Linked DNA regions of Homo sapiens: region 2 is linked to region 1. A link is an interaction called in ENCODE POLR2A ChIA-PET data of the cell type or tissue named here. Cell type or tissue: Panc1. All regions are shown on one strand.

Region 1 (2,500 bases):
CACCTCGACCCCCCTCCCTGACCCTCGCTCCACCCCCAGTCCCCACCAGCTCAGTCAAGGAGGGCTAAATCTCACATGGGAATCAAAGCATCTCAGAACCATGGAATTTTAGAATTTGAGAACGAAATAAGTCAAGACTCACAGAACTTTGGAATAAAGAACTCTCAGAAGCCTGATGTTAGAATCAACGGGATTGCAAGAGCTACAGAGGAGAATTAGCTACCTCCCCCAACTACCCTGCGCTCTAACTCCATAAATGGGGAAACTGAGGCCCTGAGAAGGGCTCTCTAGTAGCACAGGCATCCTGAGGCTGAGCCGGCTTGGTCCCCCTCGAGCCCCTGGATCTGGGGCCGATTCTGTGTCTCCTCTAGCACGACTCCGCTCAAAATCCATAATCCTGGGTGAGTCAGTGTCGCTGAGGCCAGCGCAGGTTTACAGAGTGCAGAGCTGCACCGTCCAACACTGTAGCAGCTGGCCACAGGCAGCCATTTAAATAAGATCTAACTACAAATTAACAAAATTAAAAACCCAGTTCCCTCAATTGCACGAGCCACATTTCAAGTGATCAATATTCACATGTGGCCAGGGGCTACCACAGTGGGCAGTGCAGACACAGAACTTTTCCATCTCTCCAGCTGATGTGAGTGCTGATCCCCCCCATCCAGCCCCCCATACCCCAACCCTTAGAGCTTTAACCACCCCGCAGCCCCTCTGAGTCCTAGTCCCTCAGGAAATGCCTGGCAGAGGTAGGGTCTGGAAATGAGCGCCTGGTCCTTGCAGAGAGAAGCTAGAGGGAGGCTTTACCCAAGAAAACAGATCCCCTCTCCCGGTTCCACCAACGCCAGCCCCACAGTGACAGAGGGGGTCCCCCAACACTTCCCAGAGAACTGCAGGCGGGAGTGCACCAGGTGGTGAGTGTGGGGGGCTGGGGGCTGAGGCCTGCAGAGCCTGGAACAGCCCCAGGCCCAAGCCTGGTCACAGAAGGGACAGAGGGACTGCAGCCGCGGGGGCAGGGAGGGGTGAGTAAGCAGCCTGAAGCTGGAATTCTGACTCAGGGGCCAACGCCGCGTCCTCCACCTCTACCCCCACCCGGGCCTCACCCCGCCCTCGCTCCAGGGGAAAAAAAGGCCCCCAAAGCAGGGAACGATTTAAGCCTCATAAATCACTTCGCCCTGAAAAAATATATTTATTATTCTTAGCATTTTACGCATTATTTGCAGAGTGGAGGGTATTAGAAATTTCAAAACAGCCCAGCGAGAGGCAGGACTGAGCTGAGGAGACTCTAAAAACTCGCAGAGTCCGGAAACAGATACACGAAGTTTCCTTATCTTCAGGCTGCAGATGTCCGGATAGGAAACTCCGGCAGGAGATCCGAAAGGGCATTTTTTTAAAATCACTCAAATGAAAATACACAGTATAGGTGACTCCATGGAAAAATAATAAAGGGCAGGTTTTTTTAGTGGCCGGTGTGAGTTTGTGTTTTATTTAAATAAGCACGAGGAGCTTGTGAGCGGGGCTGTCGGGGAGGGCTGAGCCACAAGGAAAAGTACTTCATGGCCCTATTTTTAAAAAAGAGCTAAGCAGAGGCCAGAGGACAGGAGTCCGGCCCGTGGACACTCAACTTCGGGGATCCCGGAGCAGAGTGGGGTGGCGCAAGGGTGCCCGGTGGGCTCCCTATACCCGAGGAGGAAATCTGGCCCGAAAGAATCTGGCCAGAAAGAGAGACGACCCCAACTGACATCCCAGTGCTTTTCATGATAAAAGAGGATTTCAAGCGGCAAAGCGTCTGCATTTGAAGGAGTTTTTTTCCCCTGTAATTAACCGCCAGCTCCTGCCCAGCAGCCCCCTCCCAGCCACCTGTGCCCGCTCCTACCAGTCTTCGCTTGGGCTTGATGAGTGGTCGGTTCTGCCCATTCATCTTGTGGTAGAGGCCACAGGCATTGCACAGGTAGTGGCCGGTGCCGTCCCGCCGCCAGAGAGGGGTGGCTGTGGCCCCACAGTTGACACACTCCCGGCCTTCTGCAGGGGAACAGGGAGAGACACGGGGGCCTGCTTAACCGGCAAGTTCTCGGGAGGGAGTCCAGGGCAGGAAAGCAGCCAGCCGAGCAGTGCCGGTGCCTCTCAGGCACACGGTTGGCCTGGGCCTGGCTGCAACAGCCTGGGCAGGAAGAGGGACGAGAGGGTCTCCCACATGGGAGGGGGCACAGGTCCAGAGTCGTTTAAAGCCAAATCCCCTGCTTCCAATCCTCACCAGGAGGGATGGAAACGAAGGAGGAGGGGAGGAGGGGCCCAGGGCCCCAGGCGTTCTGGAGCAACCAGGAGGGTATTTACTGCAAACTTTGCCGAGGGTAGGGTGGTGGCAGGAGTCACCCAGCTCAACCTGGCTGGGCCCAGGAGGCTCTCTCCTTCCCGCTCTGGCGCGTCTCTCCCCCTCTCCTCTTTTGTCCCTCTCCTTTCTACCCAACTGTGTCTGCCCCACCCCGTCTTTCTGCTCTAAGTC
Region 2 (2,500 bases), 82 kb before region 1:
TCAACCATAGCCTCCATGCGTTTCAGACATGACCGCCAGGCCCCACATTAGGGACACTTCTGCCCTTGCCAGGTTCCCCCTTCTTTCTGTCTCCCCACCCCTGGCCTTGGGGGCAGCTCCCTCTTGGCCAGGCCTGCCTCCAGCCACGCCCTGACTTAGAGGTCTCACTGGAGCACTGTGCCACCCACACACCTCCGTGACCACCTGTGGCCTGTGCAGGGCAGCTTCCTACCTTGGGGTGGAGGGGAACTTGACATTGGAGCCCACCAGCACCCTGTTGAGGGACAGGGCTCCACCCCAGCTGCCCCATGGCCCCTGCTGATGGGGGTGGCCTTGCTAGGCAGCCCCTCCTGTTCCTAGGGCCCAGTATCCAGTTCAGACTGGAGCCTGGCTGAATCCAAGGCCCTCTGTGGCTGTCCAGCCTGGCCATCCCATATATCAGCCCCACCTGCCATTTAGGCTCCCAGCTGTCAGTCATCACCAGGATGCTGACCCCAAAGAGATCCCCTGCCCCTGGCTCTGGCTCTCTTCCAACCCTCTCCAAAACTGCTTGTTTACAGCAGTGGGTAGTGCTGGAGTGACTAGAGCGGCCCCAGCCCCACAGGGCCACAAAGGGGCCAGTGACCCCAAGCTGCTTGCAAGGGTTCAGTTCCCACTGGGGCATGCAAGCCACCCACCAGCGTGGAGACCCCTCTTCCAGTCTGGCCCCCAACATGAAAGCAACGCCAGCAATTGGAGGCAATTTGCCGGCCTTTGATGGCCATGTCAGGGCGGCACCATGGCTAGGGCTTGGGAAACAGTTGTGCTTCCCGCATTCTTCCCTGATTACCCCAGCCCAAGCCAGGACCCGGCAGCCTGCAGCCCATTGTGCCTTTGTGTGGAGCTGGCGCTTGGTGAGAAAGGGCCAGCCTGGCCCTGGGAGAGTGTCTCCACGGGAAGCCATGAGGAGCAGTGTTGCCCCCAGGGTCATGGCCGCCCGCCCCCACTGCATCCTGGGGTTTGGGTTCATCAGGGGGTGGAGCAGGGCCATAGGCTCCGAGAATCCTGAGGTTTGGGAAAAAAGAGGCCCTACTGAATGACAGACGTACATGTAGCACACACACACCCTAGCCCACCCTGCCAGGTAGAGAGCCACCCTCCAGCACATGGGAGAGGGACCAGGGGGCCAGGTCAGCCTGAGACCCGAGCCTGGACTTCTTTCTCCCTTGGGTCACTCAAGGGCAGACAGGTGTTTTCTGGTCCTGGAGGCAGGGGTCCTGCCCTGCTGGGGCATTTTTCTTCCCTCCGCTGTCCTGCACCCCTGCTGTGAGTGCTTGTGAGGATGAATCCATACTCATTCCCTTTGTTTTCATCAAACCTCCCTGAGCCCGTGTGCTAGGCCCTGCACACAATCCTGGAGAGGTGCCCCCTCACAGGCCACTGGGGGAGGCAGGCATATAAGGCAATGACAGCCACAGTGGTGCTGGGCAGGGCACCCAGGAGGATCTCACTTGGCTGGGCAGCTGAGGGGCACCTTCCCAAGGGGCAGCATCAGAGTGTGAGCATGGCAGGCAGAGGGAACCACACATTCCAAGGCCCTGCTTGGCTTCTTATAGCTGAAGCATGGTACATGATGGCGTCAGAGAGGGAGGAGGGGTGAGGCTGAGAGAGAGGCCAGAAAGAGAATAGACGCTTCTGTTGGTGGAGCCAGGTCTAGATGTCTGACCCGGACCCTAGAGCAATCCTTGGGATAGCCAGGTGGGATGAGGGAGGAGGCAGCGAGGCAGGGCTGGAGGACGGTGGATTCCTGCGCCCACACCTCCCAGTCGTTGCCCTTGATGCAAGCAGCAGAGCAGCAGTGTGGGGACCTTGAACTTCCAGCAGCCATGGAGGAGTCATGAGCATCACCACCCCTACCTTACCTCTTGTCCCTGTCCTTCCTGGGCAGACTCAGAGCATGGCAGAGACAGCACCATGGGCCTAGAGATGTCAGCGAGCTTTCTGGCCCTCCCTCCCCTCCCCGGCTCCTGTGTGCCATGGATTGAGCAGGTTCCAGCCAGATTGCACCGGTAGGCACCGTGCCTTCTCTGGGCTCCCAGCTGGATGCCGGAGGCCACAGTGATGGGGGGCCTGTAATAGACATCCCCCTGTGAGTAACCCAGGGTCACAGTAGAAGCCTTGGGAAATACATAAAAGAAGAAAGAAGGAACAGTGCTTGCAACCCACTCCCGACCCCTGACAGCCAAATGGACAGTCTTCCGGTCTCTTTTCCCTTCATCCCAGGGCTGCAGCAGAATTCTTCCAAAAATTTTGATTGCTGCATTTTTTTTGAATCAGCATTATAACATAGGTCTTTCTTTGTGTAACTTTAAACTCTTCTCAGGTATCACTTTTAGTCCCACAGAACATTTTGCTGCAGCAAATAGATGCTGGATGGGTCTGCTGGCCTCCCTTGGTCTTAGAGGCCCTTTGTAGTTCTCAAAAACGTGCCGCTCCCTTAGTGGGTAAGCAAACGGGCTTG

Evidence for each region. ChIA-PET counts read pairs that join two places held together with the same protein. Peaks named below come from ENCODE experiments on the same cell type or tissue, not always from the same donor. Only the 100,000 strongest peaks of a DNase experiment are listed, where the experiment ranks them.
Region 2: POLR2A ChIA-PET joins it to region 1 with 5 read pairs; 3 of 35 experiments call an interaction of 5 or more read pairs at or near these places.

The regions. Positions count from the first base shown.
Region 1 is chr3:128,481,987-128,484,486 of GRCh38, forward strand. It overlaps GATA2 (GATA binding protein 2), which reads right to left. Exons shown (of 6, transcript NM_032638.5): 4 at 1,874-2,019. Among named protein-coding and RNA genes, the nearest start is that of GATA2-AS1, 6.0 kb to the right of the region's middle. RefSeq lists enhancers at 1,499-2,063, 2,064-2,500. In Panc1, no CTCF peak of the experiment used is centred here; no DNase peak of the experiment used is centred here; H3K27ac peaks cover 1,556 bases.
Region 2 is chr3:128,400,001-128,402,500 of GRCh38, forward strand. The region is part of intron 6 of EEFSEC (eukaryotic elongation factor, selenocysteine-tRNA specific); the gene reads left to right. Among named protein-coding and RNA genes, the nearest start is that of DNAJB8-AS1, 62 kb to the right of the region's middle. RefSeq lists enhancers at 1-21, 22-816, 1,612-2,405. In Panc1, no CTCF peak of the experiment used is centred here; no DNase peak of the experiment used is centred here; H3K27ac peaks cover 442 bases.